Linked DNA regions of Mus musculus: region 1 is linked to region 2. The links are chromatin loops, found by intact Hi-C in ENCODE. Cell type or tissue: gastrocnemius. All regions are shown on one strand.

Region 1 (8,000 bases), 620 kb after region 2:
AAATGAGGGTGGTCAACCAAGGGGATTTATTCTTCAGGAGCTTGCTTTTGTGAGAGGCATGAATCTAAGCAGAGATGCCTTCTTCTTTGACAGCAGTGGGCGTGGTCAGCAGCACGATGCAAGGGCCTTTTTAACAAGGTTTCAGATTCTCAGCTCAATGTTGTCAGACGAGAACTGCTTCTACCACCTGGAACTGGTGTGGTATCATCAAGTCTCCTGGTTCGTAGGCCTCTTTGAGCTGCTCTCAGGCAGTGTTTCTGACCACTTCTAGGGCTTTCATGCATGTAAACAATGAAGACCCAGGGTTAAATTTTAAAGGATCTAACACTCTCTTTACTTCAGTGAATGGGAGAGCCCCTCCCCACACAGGATTTCATATGGTGTGAGCTTAAATGTTCCTCGTGTGTTCTTAACTCGGAACAAGGCAAAGGGAAGGAGGGCTGTCCAGTAATTCCCGCCGGTCTCTAAGATTAATTTAGTCAAGTTTTTCTTTTTTTTTCCTTTCTACCTAGCCTGAACTCTGGGGTCTATAAACACAATGTAATTTCTAATCAATCCCCAGTTGGATGGCCAGTCCCTGACTTACCTGGGCAACAAAGGTGGGTTCATTGTCAGACCCTATTACCTTAGGTATTCCAAACCGTGGAAAAATTTCTTCTAGGATTTTCTTAACCACAACATTGGCAGTTTCTTTTTTATTGGGTAGGCCTCCACCTATCCTGAAAAGGTATCTACAAAATCTTCCACTAGGAAACTGCTTCCATCTGTGTACCAGTTTGGAACACCTGGCCACGGCTGGTCACGTAGATCACTTTGCTGGCAGGGTTGAGAATAGCAGGAGGAGCAAACACGACCCGTTCAGTCAGCAGCAGACTCTGGTAGTGAGTCATCCGGGCATTTGTCATCCATCGATCTGGGGGCTGGCAGATAACGTTTTGAAGAGAGTGGGGGGCTATCACAGTTATTTGCTGTCCCAGAGTTAATTTGTCAGCATCCTTAATGAGTAGGTCTACTGCAGCAATGGAGTTTAAACATGTGGGCCATCCGCTGGCCACTGGGTCCAGCTTCTTAGACAAATATGCCACCAGCCTCTTCCACAGCCCTAGAACCTGAGTAAGAACTCCTCTGGCCACCCCCACCCTCTCATCAACATAGAAGATGAAGGGCTTGGTTAGATCTGGCAGTGCCAAGGCTGGCACAGTCAGCAGAGCCTCCTTAATATTTTCAAAGGCTTTCTGATGTTCTGATGTCCATCTAAATTCTCCACTTTCCTTGATCAGGGGGTACGGGGGGGGCAGCCAGTGTTGCAAACCCAGGTTTCCAAAGTCTGCAGAACCCAGCGGTGCCCAAAAATTCTCTCACCTGTCTTGGAGTAGCCGGAGTTGGTATTTGAGTCACAGTCCTTTTTCTAGCCTCTGTCAGCCACCGTTTTCCATCCCGGAGGGTATATCCCAAGTAGACCACTTTCATCTGACATAGCTGGGCTTTTTTAGCAGAGGTCCGGTAACCCAACTCACCCAGTTCTGCTAGCAATCTCCTGGTCCCCTGCCACCATTCTCTCTCCATGGTTGCAGCAAGGAGCAAGTCATCAACATATTGAAGCAGAGTTACCTGGGAGTTTTCGGCTCAGAAGGAGGCAAAATCTTGATGTAGACCCTCATCAAAAAGGGTGGGGGAGTTTTTGAACCCCTGGGGTAACCGTGTTCAGGTCAATTGTCCAGTTTGTCCAGTGTCAGGATCTCTCCACTCAAAGGCAAATATGGGCTGGCTGGAGGGATGTAACTTCAGGCAAAAGAAAGCATTTATTAAATCAAATACTGAGTACCATTTTCACTCCAGAGGGAGTGAGCTGAGGAGGTTATAGGGATTAGGAACAGTTGGGTGAATATCTTGGACCCTCTTATTGACCTCTCTCGGGTCTTGGACTGGTCGGTAGTCACTCGTGCCAGGTTTCTTTACCGGCAGTAAAGGAGTATTCCAGGGTGACTGGCAAGGTACCAAAATACCTAATTGTAATAGTCTCTGAATATGTGGCCTGATTCCATCTCTTGCTTCGCGGCTCATTGGATATTGTCGCACTCCTATAGGGGTTGCATCCGTCTTCAGTCCCACAACCACAGGGGGAACTCTGACAGCCATTCCCATGCCTCCAGTCTCTGCCCATGCTCCAGGGAAAGCAGTCAACCAGTCTTTTAGGTCTGGCACCTCTGTTTGCTTTATGCCTTCATGCAATTGGTATTCTTCCTCAAGCTGCAGGGCTAAGACTACGGAGGTGGGAGATTCCCAAATTACTCTCGGCCCTTCTTAGGTAAATCTGATCTGGGCCTTTAATTTAGTCAGAAGATCTCTTCCTAGAAGCGGTGTGGGACACTCAGGAATGACCAAGAAGGAATGACTCACTTGGCCTTTCCCCAGATCTACAGTGCATGCAGTGGTCCAGGGGTATTGTTTCTGACCAGTGGCTCCAATCACTATGGTTCTTTTATTTTTTAATTTTCTCAGTGGATGTTTCAACACAGAATGTTCTGCCCCTATGTCAATTAAAAAGTCCATGGGAGTCTCTTTCACCATCAGGGTTACCCTAGACTTGGGGAGGGGGCCTGAGTCCCGTCTCTCCTATTTATCATCTTTCAGAGTCAAGACCTTAGGGGCCCTTCACTTTTTCTTTGGGCATTCTCGTGCCCAATGTCCTTTTTCCTTGCAATAGGCACATTGGTCTTTCTCTAAAATCTTCTGGACAGATCTTCTTTTTTCAGGTCTGGGTTCCTTGTTGCCCAGGTACCCTGTCTATCTATTCTCTGGCCTGTTCCTTTCTTTACGTTCCCCTACTACTGAGGCCAAAATCGTGCTTAAATTTCTCTCCTGTCTTCTTTCCCTCTTATTCTCCCTTGGGATACACCTTCTTTGCCTCCTTAACTAAATCTTGTAAAGCCATGGCATGTAATCTTTAAAAGCCATAGCAACCGCGGCTTGTTAACCCTCAGAGGTCGGGTTAAAAGGAGTATAGTATCTATAAGCTTCTGTCAATCTTTCCAGAAAAACAGATGGGGGCTCTGTAAGGCTCTGCATCACTTCTCTTACCTTAGCCAAATTGGTGGGGCGTCTCATCACTCCCTTTAGACTAGAGCCCGGCCAGTAAACTGTCAACCTCTCCTTACCTTGCGCCATGTTGTAGTTCTAATCTGACCGGTCCAGAGGGAACCCAGTGTTCCAATTGTACAGATCAGCTGATGAAAAAGGCCAATATTGGACGTTCTGCAGAAACTGCCTGTCTGTGGGCGGGTTATCCACAGCTCGCAAAGGAAAAGGCAGAAGTGGTGTCAGGAGCTTCATCTGCTGGGGGACTCTGGGCTTGTCGGCTCCGGGTCCCAGCTGTAGGTCCTCGGACCTCAGACTGTACCTTTAGCAATCTCAGAGCTGGGTGCAGGGACTGCTTCTTAGGGCAGAAAGCGAGGGCACTGTGCTGACCCACTCGAGTGCATGGGAGCAGCCGGGGGAGGGCTCTGAAAGGCGTGGGGGAACCCATGGTTTGATTTATGGCAGTGAATTCTGAATGAGGTAAGGCTGTTGATCCAGGTGGGACCCAGGTCCACTCTGAAAAACAATGGCTTTAACTTCAAAGATAAAGAGTAAACCAAAAGTTTCTTCCAGTGACCATTTTACATTAAAAGTCGGCCACTCGGAGGTGCAGAAATTCTGCCAAGGTCCCTTCTTAATTTCTACTGAAAGATTGTGGGCCCTTGATCTAACTTCAGTCCAGTGGTCTAAAGTCAAACTTAGGGGGGTCGTTACCGTCTGTCCAGTACCACGGAAAACACAAAACAAACACAGAAAACACATATACACACACTGACAAATACCTGAAAACAGACACAAAAAACAAATACACACTGACAAACTCCTGAAAACAGACACAAAAAACAAACACACACTGACAGATGCCTGTCTTCCATCAAACAGACAAAACCAACTCAGAAATGCAGACGGTTGAGGGAGTGCACTCCCTGCCTCAGATGGACTCCTAGAGTCCTTCCCCTTGCTGAGGGCTTCAGAAATACAGATGGTCGAGGGAGTACACTCCCCGCCCCAGACAGACTCCTGGAGTCCTTCCCCTCGCTCAGGGCGTCCCCCAGAGCGAGCAGCAGCCGGTGATTCCAGCACGTCTGCTGTTCACACTCAGTGCCTCCTCCCGAGGCAAAGGTCTCCATTTCTCACGAAACGTCGCGGCTGCAAATTTCAGCACAGAACCTAGCCGGCTTACAGAAATATTTTTGGACAAAAAATTTCACCTCTAAGTGGGTCTTCAGAGACGTGGGTGGTCATGCCAATCCCGGACGAGCCACCAAATGAAAGACTCCGAGAGGAGCCCCTCACCCAGGCCTCAGGACAATAGCGGACACCCAAGAACTCACGACAGACCAAGCTTGTTGCAAACCACATGAGGCTTTATTCGGGGAAACCAGAGCTCTGGGGATGACTCATATCTCACGCAGGGGTAGAGGAGTTGACCTCGAGGGGAAAGAGTTCCCAGTTTTTATTAGCCCTCGGGGGAAAGGAGAAGGGGGAGAGTAGGGGATTTCCAGATCTAAACAATGTCTATTCTCAAGAAATGGGTATGGGAGGGGTACAAGGAAAGAGTCTAATGAAGGTGCAGCAATGGGCACATACCTGGTCAGAACATTGGCAGACATACAGGTTAAAGGAGTGGCCAGAGCATTGTGCACCTCTATTTTTCTAAATCAGTGAAGCTAGTTCTGCTGACACTGATGTCTATCTTGCCAATTTCAGAGCTTCTGTGTCCTTTTACATTCTGCCAGGATCTTTCATTACAGCTGCTAAGGGGTGACATGAGAAATGATTACAAAAGAGTCATTGGAGCCAAACATAGTCTGGACTTTGTATCCAGAGGGACTGCCTCGAGCTTCTGAGAATAGGAACCTGTCACCATTGTCCAGATCAGGTAAGTCCCTCACCTCCTTGAGGACATGCCAATTGATTCAGAGACAATGTAGAAACAAGATAGCACAGCACTCCTTATTCAATCTAAGGGGAAGAAATAGAAAAGAGAAGAGGGCATGGCATTGGGAGTACTTAGACCTGTACAGTTGCCCAGATCTGGAAGGACAGGCCACAATCTGTGCTGATCCCTATAAGTAAAATGCTTATTTTTGAGCCTTTGAATGAGCTGAGTGTGGGAAACTTCGAAAACTGGGTTTGAGATTCAGGGTTTGGTGTGAAGAATGAAGAGCTGCACAGGCTGTGATAAGGAGTTAATGATACCACAGGAGGCACCATGAACTATGGTCATATGGGTCCCATATTCCATTTTCTTGAGGGCCCATTTATCCTAATAGGCACCTCTGGGTGCCTGATTGTCACTGAAGAGTGGGAGTAGGTCAATCACATTGCCATGTGGAAAACTAATCTATTGTTCTTCCCTAGGTACCTGAGGACCCCCTCAGAGATCATTTTGAGCTCTCTCATCAAGCTTTTACATTCATACACGGAGTCATCTGCCCAATATTCTAATGATTGTCCGCTCAAACACCTGTACTTGAGAGGAGTCCTTTAAACTGATTTGAATGTCATGCCTATCAAGTTTTCCTTAAAGAGTATTGTAGACATCATGAATACCATGGAATTAGAAGATTGTTGAATGGGGGGCTCTTGGCTCAGTCTCCTTGTGCCTTTCCTGATTCAATTTGTGCAGTTCACAAGAGTCAATTGCTTTGACAATGACATCTTCATGGCTACCCTAAAGGACTTCTGTATCACAATGCCAAACTGAGCCCTCTGACCATATAATTGTACCCAGCTCCTATAGAGGTCTGTGATGATTGGACTTAGGGAGATTTCCCCACCTGTGTATTGAAGTCATAAGCACACTCATTATTTTAAATCTGCTCAAGTCATTTTGTGTAGCTGAACTTTGGCTACTTTGTGAGTTCTTTTCCCTTCCACTCTTTGTTTGTTTATTTGTTTGTTTGTTTGTTTGTTTGTTTTTTGAGACAGGGTTTCTCTGTATAACCCTGGCTGTCCTGAAATTCACTTTGTAGACCAGGCTGGCCTCAGACTCAGAAATCTGCCTGCCTCTGCCTCTGCCTCCCACCATTCCCGTCTTCCCTTCCACTCTTATCCAATCTTCCTACCCTCTAACCCTCTAACATAGGAGAGAAAAAAGGCTGTAGTTGCTGTTGTTCTCAGTAGATGACTTCCTGCTGATTAGGGACGTTGAGTTCCTTGGGGTCAGTTTGATATTTACCATCAGAACATCTAACTTCTTGTTGTTGTTCCTTCTTTGTGCATGACTATTTAAGAATCTGTGACACACAGCAGCTAACCAACAACCCATCCCTCTCTTGTCATCTACCATTTATACACATTCTGCGTAGTTCCTAGAATTCTAAACATCACATAATAGTCGAAATGATCTTCGGCTTGCAAAATGATGACCCTTCTAGAGTAAGAGGCAACCAATAATCTGCTGATGTTAATCATTAATAGCATCATATCACATACCTGGGGTTAAAACAGAAACATATTGCCATAATTTTCTGTGTTTTTAAAGAAATCAATATTCTCACAATTAATCTCCACTGTGACTAATGTCTGCTATTAATGTAGTTAGCATTTTTCTATGACCTTTGCGTTGGCTGTCAGTAAATAGAAAGGATGTGCCTTCTGAGTTCTAAGAAATGAATGTCTATGGACCATAGTTTTGAGTATTGCTATATGTGATGGTAACACAATGTTCTGCAAGGAATCAGACCAGTGTCTGACATTGATGAGGAACACAATGTCGCATGAGGGTAAGTGTCCTGTAGAGTGAGGAAAAGAGTTCTACATTTCAAATGTAGTTTCTGTCAAGACTGACTTGAAAAAAATTGCAGGATAAAATCTCAGCCCTAAAATGACAAATAGAATTAGAGGAAGAACATCAGGACTTACTTAATCAGCTACAAGAATTAAAGAGCAGAAAGTTGTCTCAGAAGTGTGAAGCCACATGAAAAAATCCCCCAGGTCCTTGCATTCCTCAACACAGAGTCCAAAGACAGACACTGCCCTCTGGCTTTGGTTGAGATACAGATCAACCAGATGAGGGAGAGACTGAGTCATTCCCTGTATCAGATGCTCAAGTGGTTACCTGGAGACATCACACAGGTTTCAATTCCCAAACCATTTAAGAATTTAAAAATGCAGTGTCACTGTATGGTGCCACTGCTCCTTTTACTCTTTCAATCCTGGAACTGATATTCTGATTTTCTGGTTTTATTCATTGACTGATGACAACAGCAGGGAGGATTTTTGGTAATGCAGAGGCAGGGGTAGACTATGTGAAACAGCTTATGTTCGAAAATGTCAATCCTGCCTGCCAAGCAGCCATTAGACCCTACAGGAAGAAGACAGACCTCACTGGGTACATCAGACTCTGTTCTAACAAAGGGACCTCTTAACAGCAGGGCTCAGCTATGGTGGCTGCCATGTAAGCCACTGATTGATAGCCATACAATTAGTAAGAGACTTCTTGGAAATTAGAGACCAAAAGGCCTGTTTTAAGTGTGGCAAGCCTGGACATTTTGTAAAAGATTGCAGGGTAGGAAACCAGTCACCTCTGAGACGACCCAGGAATCAGCCTGAGCTATGTCTGAGTTCCAAACTCAGAAAACATTGGGCTAATACGTGTAGATCCAAGACAGATACACAAGCGAACACCCTTTTTCCTAATAAGGGAAATGGGAGCAGCGGCCAGCCCCAGGCCCCAAACCAACACAAACCAAAACAGGTTTATGGGGTGGTCAGTTTCATGCCAGCAAGCAACAACAACCCCTTTCAGAACTTAATCTAGCAACCCCAGAAAGGGCAGGACTGGACCTCAGTTCCACCATCCACACAGTACCAACCACATAAATGGGATCTCAGTCCCTACGCACTGAAGCTTTGGACTGCTCTATTCAAATGTGTTTGGCCTGATGATAGGATTAAGCAGTGCTACCATGCAG
Region 2 (8,000 bases):
GTCATTCTGCCTGGTGTGAGGTAGAATCTCAGGATTGTTTTGATTTGCATTTCCCTGGTGATCAAGGATGCTGAACACTTTTTCAGGTGCTTCTCAGCCATTCGGTTTTCCTCAGGTAAGAATTCTTTGTTTACCTCTGAGCCCCAATTTTTAATGGAGTAATTTGAGTTTCTGGAGTCCACCTTCTTGAGTTCTTCATATATAGTGGGTATGAGTGCCCGATCTGATTTTGAATTGGTAAAGTTCTTTTCCCAATCTGTTGGTGGCATTTTTGTCTTATTGACAGTGTCTTTAGCCTTACAGAAGCTATGCAATTTTATGAGGTCTCATTTGTTGATTCTCGATCTTACAGCACAAGCCATTGCTGTTCTACTCAGGGATATTTCCCCTGTGCCAATATCTTCGAGGCTTTTCCCCATTTTCTCCTCTATAAGTTTCATTGTCTCAGGTTTTATGTGGAGTTCCTTGATCCACTTAGATTTGACCTTAGTACAAGGAGATAAGAATTGATCAATTTGCTTTCTTCTACATGATAACCACCAGTTGTGCCAGTACCTTTGTTGAAAATGCTGTCTTTTTTCCACTGGATGATTTTAGCTCCCTTGTCAAAGATCAAGTGACCATAGGTGTGTGGGTTCATTTCTGGGTCTTCAATTCTATTCCGTTGGTCTACTTGTCTGTGGCTATACCAGTACCATGCATTTTTTTTCATCACAATTGCTCTGTAATATAGTTTTAGGTCAGGCATGGTGATTCCACCAGAGGTTCTTTTATCATTAAGAAGAGTTTTTGCTATCCTAGGTTTTTTTGTTATTTCAGATGAATTTGCAAATTGCCCTTTCTAATTTGTTGAAGAACTGATTTGGAATTTTGATGGTGATTGCATTGAATCTGCAGATTAGTTTTGGTTTCGACAAGATAGACATTTTTACTATATTGATCCTGCCAATCCATGAGCATGGGAGATCTTTCCATCTTCTGAGATCTTCTTTGATTTATTTCTTCTGAGAATTGAAGTTCTTATCATACAGATCTTTCACTTCCTTAGTTAGAGTCACACCAAGGTGATTCATATTATTTGTGACTATTGTGAAGGGTGTTGTTTCCCTAATTTCTTTCTCAGCCTGTTTATCCTTTATGTAGAGAAAGGCCATTGACTTGTTTGAGTTAATTTTATATCCCCCTACTTCACTGAAGCTGTTAATCAGGTTTAGGATTTCTGTGGTGGAATTTTTTGGGTCATTTATATATACTATCATATCATCTGCAAATAGTAATATTTTGATGCCACGCTCTCCAGTCGAGTCAGCTTGACAGGCAGAGGCTTGGAAGCTACTCGTGAGGCAAAAAGAGTTTCACGGAAACTCACTCCTGGAGTCTGGCGTTCTCTCTAACCCATACATTAATTTTCCATTCCAGCGTTAGTCTAGTGTATGGATCCACATGCTCTCTATTAGTATTACCATATTATAAGTGCCTTTTAAGATTGAATTCTGACATAGCTAAAGCCTCCCCCAGTGTTCCAAGATCCCAGAAGCCGCCAAATTTAAAATCCTGTGAGAAAGCAGCAAGGAAGTTTAACCTATTCAGTAACTAATTAACATTACAATAGATGAAGCCAGTGGCTCAACTGGTCTGCAGAAAGAGCATGGGAATCTCACTGAGATAGAAATCTTTAGTACAGGCTACATTCCATACCAAGAGCAAGTTGGTATACTCTCCTGACAAATGGAGATTCTCCAGATAAGATAAAAATTAGCAAGGCCTAGGAATTTAGGGGTCTGTGACATTGCATTATTCTTGAGGCCTGCCAAGAGCAGTACCCCCTGGTGCTATTAACACTAAAGTGTGAAATTCTTGCCTGTAACTAGGCTGATCCTAGGCAGGAATGCTTATCTCTATTGTAAACATTTACTTGGTTCCTGCAATTCCTTTCGAAGTCATTCCTTTGTATCTGGTAAACTTCAATGTACCTTGCCTGATGTGACTTGCAACCCCTGGTATTCTCTGTACTATAAAAACGTCTGATGCTCGACCTGACAATCCATTCAGATTCAACACAACCTCTCCTGTGTACATCTGTCTGTCAATTCATCCAACGCTTTGCCCACCTGCCCGAGAGACCCGTTCCACACAGACACAGGGACCCAGAGGGTCTGCGGCATTTTGACTTCTTCCTTTCCAATTTGTATCCCCTTGATTTTGTTGTCGAATTGCTCTGGCTAGGACTTCAAGTACTATATTGAATAGGTAGAGAAAAGTGGTCAGCCTTGTCTAGTCCCTGATTTTAGTGGGATTGCTTCCAGCTTCTCATCATTTACTTTGATGTTGGCAACTGGTTTAGTTCAGATTGCTTTTATCATGTTTAGGTATGGGTCTTGAATTCCTGATCTTTCCAAGACTTTTATCATGAATGGGTGTTGGATATTTTTCAAACGCTTTCTCAGCACCTAAGAGATGATGATGTGGTTTTTGTCTTTGAGTTTGTTTATATACTGGATTACATTGATGGATTTCTGTATATTAAAACATCCCTGCATCCCTGGAATGAAACCTACTTGGTCAGGATGGATGGTTGTTTTGACATGTTTTTGGATTCAGTTAGCAAGAATTGTATTGAGTACCTTTGCATCGATATTCATAAAGGAAATTAGTCTGAAGTTCTCTATCATTGTTGGGTATTTATGCGGTTTAGTTACCAGAGTAATTGTGGCTTCATAGAACTAATTGGGTAGAGTACCTTCTGTTTTTATTTTGTGGAATAGCTTCAGAAGAACTGGAATTAGATCTTCTTTGAAGGTCTGATAGAACTCTGCAGTAACCCCATCTGGTCCTGGGCTTTTTTTTTTTTTTTTTTTTTTTGGTTGGGAGACTATTACTGACTGTTTCTATTTCTTTACGGGATATAGGACTGTTTAGGTCATTAATCTGATCCTGATTTAACTTTGGTACATGATATCTGTTTAGAAATTTGTCCATTTCATCCAGGTTTTCAGATCTGATGGTGTTTTGGATTTCTTCAGGATCTCTTGTTCTGTTTCCTTTTTCATTTCTGATTTTGTTAATTTGGATGCTGTCCCTGTTCCTTCTAGTGAGTCTTCTAAGAGTTTATCTATCTTGTTGATTTTCTCAAAGAACCAGCTCCTCGTTTGGTTGATTCTTTGAATAGTTCTTCTTGTTTTCACTTGGTTGATTTAGTTGTCTGTGGTTGGAGCTTGTTCCTCCTGTGATTTTGTTAGCCTCTGTCAGCAGACCTGGGAGTCTCGCTCTCTCCTGAGTTTCAGTGGTCAGAGTACTCTCTGCAGGCGAGCTCTCCTCTTGCAGGGAAGGTGCCCAGATATCTAGAGTTTGGACCTGCCTCCTGGATGAAGATGATGGCCCAAAACAGGTCCTGTCCCAAAAGCTGTGTTGCTTCTGTCTGTCCCAGAAGCTTTGTAGTTTCTGTAGTCCACACTCTTACCTGCACAGACTAGTCTCTGAGAGATCCAGGACAAGAGATGGCTCCCCCAGGTGCTCTGGCAAAGCCCTCCTGGGTGAGGCAGACACCTCTCCTCTGGCGGGGAATGTGCCCAGATGTCTGGAGCCCAAAACAGGGTCTGCCCCAGAAGCTGTGTTGCTTCTGCCTGTCCCAGAAGCTGTGTAGCTTCTGTAGTCCATGCTCTCACATGCACAGACTAGTCTCTGAGGGATCCGCAACTTTTTTTTTTAAGTTGATTTTTTTTTATTGTATGAGATAAATTTCTTATTTAGATGACCCTGAGTTACAAAGCTCCAAAATACATGTTGAATATCTTTTTCCTCAATTCTAATTGACTTTCTACATATGTATAATTAGATATTCACATTTATTTTTTCTCCCTTCCTTTCTCTCTCTTTCCTTCTTTCTTTCTTCCTCCCACCCTCTTTCTCTATCTCTCTCTTTCTTCCTTTTTTGGTTATTTTATTTATTTACATTGCAAATGTTGCTCCACTTCCCAGTCTCTGCTCCAAAACCTTCTGAAACTATCACTCCTCGCCCTCTAAGAAGGTGCTCCTCCACATACCCACCCACTCCTGCCTCACCTCTCTAATATCCCCTGTGCTAGAGCATCAAGTCGCCACAGGACCAAAGTATTCTCCTCCCATTGACGCCAAATAAGGCAATCCTCTGTTATATATGTAGCTAAACCATGGACCAATTCATGTATAGTCTTTGGTTGGTGGTTTATTCCCTGGGAGCTCTGGGGTATGTGGTTAGTTGATATCATTGTTCTTCCTATGGGGTTGAAATCCCCTTCAACTCCTTTAGTATTTCCCCTAACTCTTCCATTGGGGTCCCCCGGCTCAGTCTAAACACTAGCTATGAGTATCTGAATCTGAATCTGTATTAGTCAGTTCCTGATAGAGCCTCTCATGTGACAGGCTAGTGTCAGCAAGCACTTCTTGGTGTCAGCAATAGTGTTAAGGGTTGGTGTCAGCAGATGGGATGGATCCCTAGGTTTGGCGGTCTCTGGATAGCCTTTCCTTCAGTTTCTGCTCCATTTTAGTTCCTGAATTTCCTTTGACAGGAAGAATTCTGTGTTTAAAATTTTGATATGGATGGACCCATCCTTCAACTGGGGGCTGTGCATATATACTGGAGTTGATCTCTACAGTTTCTACCTCCCCTTTGTTGGGTATTTCAGCTAATGTCAACCCAGGTGGGTCCTGGAAACCTCTTGCTTCCTTGACATCTTGGACTTCCTAGTGACTACCACCAATTCCTCACCCTCAACTGCCACACATTTATCTTCATTTTTCTGGCCCTCATCTTCTTTCCTATCTCTCCCCATACTTGATCTGGACCCACTCCTTTTTTTCCTCCTCCTTCTCTATCCCTGCCAATTCCCTCCCACCCTCTACATCCTGTGATTATTTTGTTCCCCTTTCTAATTAGTATTGAAGCATCCACACTTTGGCCTTCCTTCTTGTTAAGCTTCATATGGTCTGTGGTTTATATCATGGGTATTCTGAGATTTTGAGCTAGTATCCTCTTATCAGTGAATACATGCCATGTGTGTCCTTTGGTGCCAGGGTTACCTCAGTCAGAATGATATTTTCTAGTTTGATCCATTTGGCTGTAAATTTCATGAAGTTATTTTTTTAATAGCTGAGTAGTACTCTATTGTGTAAATGTACTACATTTTCTGTATTATTCTTCCACTGAATGACATCTGGGTTGTTTCTAGTTTCTAAGTATTATAAATAACACTGATATGAACATAGTGAATCATGTGTCTTTGTAATATGTTGGGGGAACTTTTGGGTATATGCCTGCCCAATAGTGTTATTGCTAGAGTTCAGGCAGAACTATTTCCAATCTTCTGAGTGAATGCGACACTGTTTTCCAAAGTTGTTTTACCAGCTCACAATCCCCTCAGTAATGAAGTGTTCTCCTTTCTCTACATCCTCACATTCATCTGTTGTCACCTGAGTTTTTAATCTTTGCCATTCTGATTTGTGTGAGGTAGAATATCAGGGTTATTTTAATAACCTGTTCCCTGATGACTAATGCTGTCGAACTACCTTGGATGCTTCTCAGCCATTTTAAGATTCCTCAGTTGAGAGTTCTTTGTTTAGCTCTGTACCCCATTTTTAAATAGGGTTATTTGGTTCTCTGGAGTCTAACTTCTTGAGTTCTTTTCATATTGGATACCAGCCTGCTATTGGATGTAGGACTGGTAAAGATCATTTCCTAATCTGTATGCTCCCATTTTGTCCTATTGACAGAGTTCTTTGCTTTACAGAAGCTTTTTAATTTTATGAGGTCCCATTTGTTAATTTTTGATCTTAGAGCCTGAGCCATTGGTGTTCTGTTCAGGAAATGTTCCCCTGTGTTGATGTGTTTGAGGCTCATTCATACTCTCTCCTCTGGCAGATTCAGAGAATCTGCTTTTATGTGGAGGTTATTGATGCACTTCGACTTGATCTTTGTACAAGGCAATATGAGGAGATCAAATTGCATATTTCTACATGCTGATTGCCAGTTGAACCAGCACAATTTGTTGAAAATGCTATCTTTTTTCCACTAGACAGTTTTAGCTTCTTTGTCAAAGATCAAGTTACCATGTGGGTTTACCTCTCGATCTTGAATTCTATTTCACTGATCTACCTGTCTGTCTCTGTACCAATACCAAGCGTTTTTGTTCTTTTTGTTTTTGATTTTTTTTTTGTTTTTTGTTTTGTTTTGTTTCATTTTTTGTTTTTTAACCACTATTGCTCTGTAGTATAGCTTGAGGTCAGGGATGGTGATTTCCCCCAAAAGTTCTTTTATTGTTGAGAATGGTTTATGCTATCCTGTTTTTTGTTTGTTTGTTTGTTTGTTTTTTTGTTGTTGTTGGTTTTTTTTGTCATTCCACATGAATTTGAGAATTCTTTCTATCTCTGTAAAGGATTGAGGTGGAATGTTGACAGGGATTGCATGGAATCTGGAGATTACTTTTGGTAATCTGATCATTTTTACTATGTTAATCTTGCCAATCAATGAGAGATCTTTCCATCTTATGAGGTCTTCTTCTATTTCTTTCTTCAGAAACTCGATGTTCTTGACATACAGATCTTTTACTTGCATGATTGGAGTCACACAAAGGTATTTTATGTTATTTGTGACTGTTGTGAAAGGTGTTTTTTCCCTAATTTCTTTCTCAGCCTGTTTATCCTTTGAGTATAGGAAGGCTACTGATTTGTTTGACTTAATTTTATATCCAGCCACTTTGCTGAAGTTTATCAGCTATAGTAGTTCCCTGGTGGAATTTTTTGGTTCACTTATGTATTCTATCATATCATCTGCAAATAGTGATACCTTGACTTCCTCCTTTGCAATTTGTTTCCCTTTAACCTCCTTTTGTTGTCTAAATGCTAAAGTTATTTAATTCTCAAATATTGACGCTCCCCTTTATGTCCCCCCTTGCAGACTTCTTCCTGCCATGCCCCCATCCCTTTCATCTATGAGAGGGTATACCCCTAGGTATCACCCCTGCCTGGGACAAAAAGTCTCTACAAGATTAGGCACATCCTCCGCCACTGAGGCCTGACAAGTTAGTCCTCTGCTACATATGTGCCTGGAGCCTTGGATCAGCTGCTTGGTTGGTAGCTTATTCTCTGTGAGCTCCTAGGGGTCTGACTTAATTGACAGTGTTGGTCTTCCAAGGGTTGCCATGCCCTTCAGTTCCTACAATCCTTCCCCTAACCTTTTCATAGGGGACCTGACCTTAACCTAGTGTTTAGCTGTAAGTATCTTCATCTGTCTCAGTCAGTTTCTAAGCTCCTGTTCACAATCACAATATAGCTTCAGTAATAGTGTCAAGATTTGGTGACTGACTACGAGATGGATCCCAAGTTTGGCCGGTCCCTGAACATCCTTTATTCATTCTTTGCTCTATTTTTGTCCCTGCATCTACTTTAGATATTAATAATTTTGAGGGGAAAATTATGAGGGTGGATTTAAGTCCCCATCCCTCCTTTGGGGGCCCAGTCTAACTATTGGAGTTGGGCTGTTCTGGTTCCATATTTGCACTTTTGTTCATTTTGGCTAAAGTCATCCAAATTGAGTCTTTAAGCCTCTCACATCCCAGGTCTCTGGGATTTTTCTAGAAGTTCCCCCCATACAATATCCTACACTGCTGTATATTTCCATTCATTCTCCTGATCTTCTGGGTTTCTTTCATGTCTCCTCTTTTGCCTTTCCCTCTCATCTCCCACTGAAGTCCTTCTCTCACCCTGTCTCCCACAATTATATTGTTCCTCCTTCTAAGTGAGACTGTTGCGTCATCACTTGGACTTTCCTTCTTGCATGACTTCCTAGGGTCTGTGAGGTATATTATGGGTATTCTGTACGTTTTGCTTAATATCACTTATAAGTGACCATGCATATCAATTCTACCTGAAGACCCAGCTCTACTGCTCTTGGGAATATATGCAAAAGGTGTTCTACAGTATCATAAGAACATGTGCTGCTCTATTTTCATACCAGCTTTATTCAT

What was found. A loop is a pair of places that touch in the nucleus more often than their neighbours do. Peaks named below come from ENCODE experiments on the same cell type or tissue, not always from the same donor. Only the 100,000 strongest peaks of a DNase experiment are listed, where the experiment ranks them.
Region 1: a loop joins it to region 2, with 11 times the contacts of the local background. A loop is called at or near these places in 12 of 42 quality-filtered maps.

What each region holds. Positions count from the first base shown.
Region 1 is chr12:88,191,683-88,199,682 of GRCm38, forward strand. No RefSeq gene overlaps it. Among named protein-coding and RNA genes, the nearest start is that of Pramel51, 14 kb to the left of the region's middle. In gastrocnemius, no CTCF peak of the experiment used is centred here; a DNase peak (open chromatin) is centred at 3,456.
Region 2 is chr12:87,567,920-87,575,919 of GRCm38, forward strand. No RefSeq gene overlaps it. Among named protein-coding and RNA genes, the nearest start is that of Oog1, 31 kb to the right of the region's middle. In gastrocnemius, no CTCF peak of the experiment used is centred here; no DNase peak of the experiment used is centred here.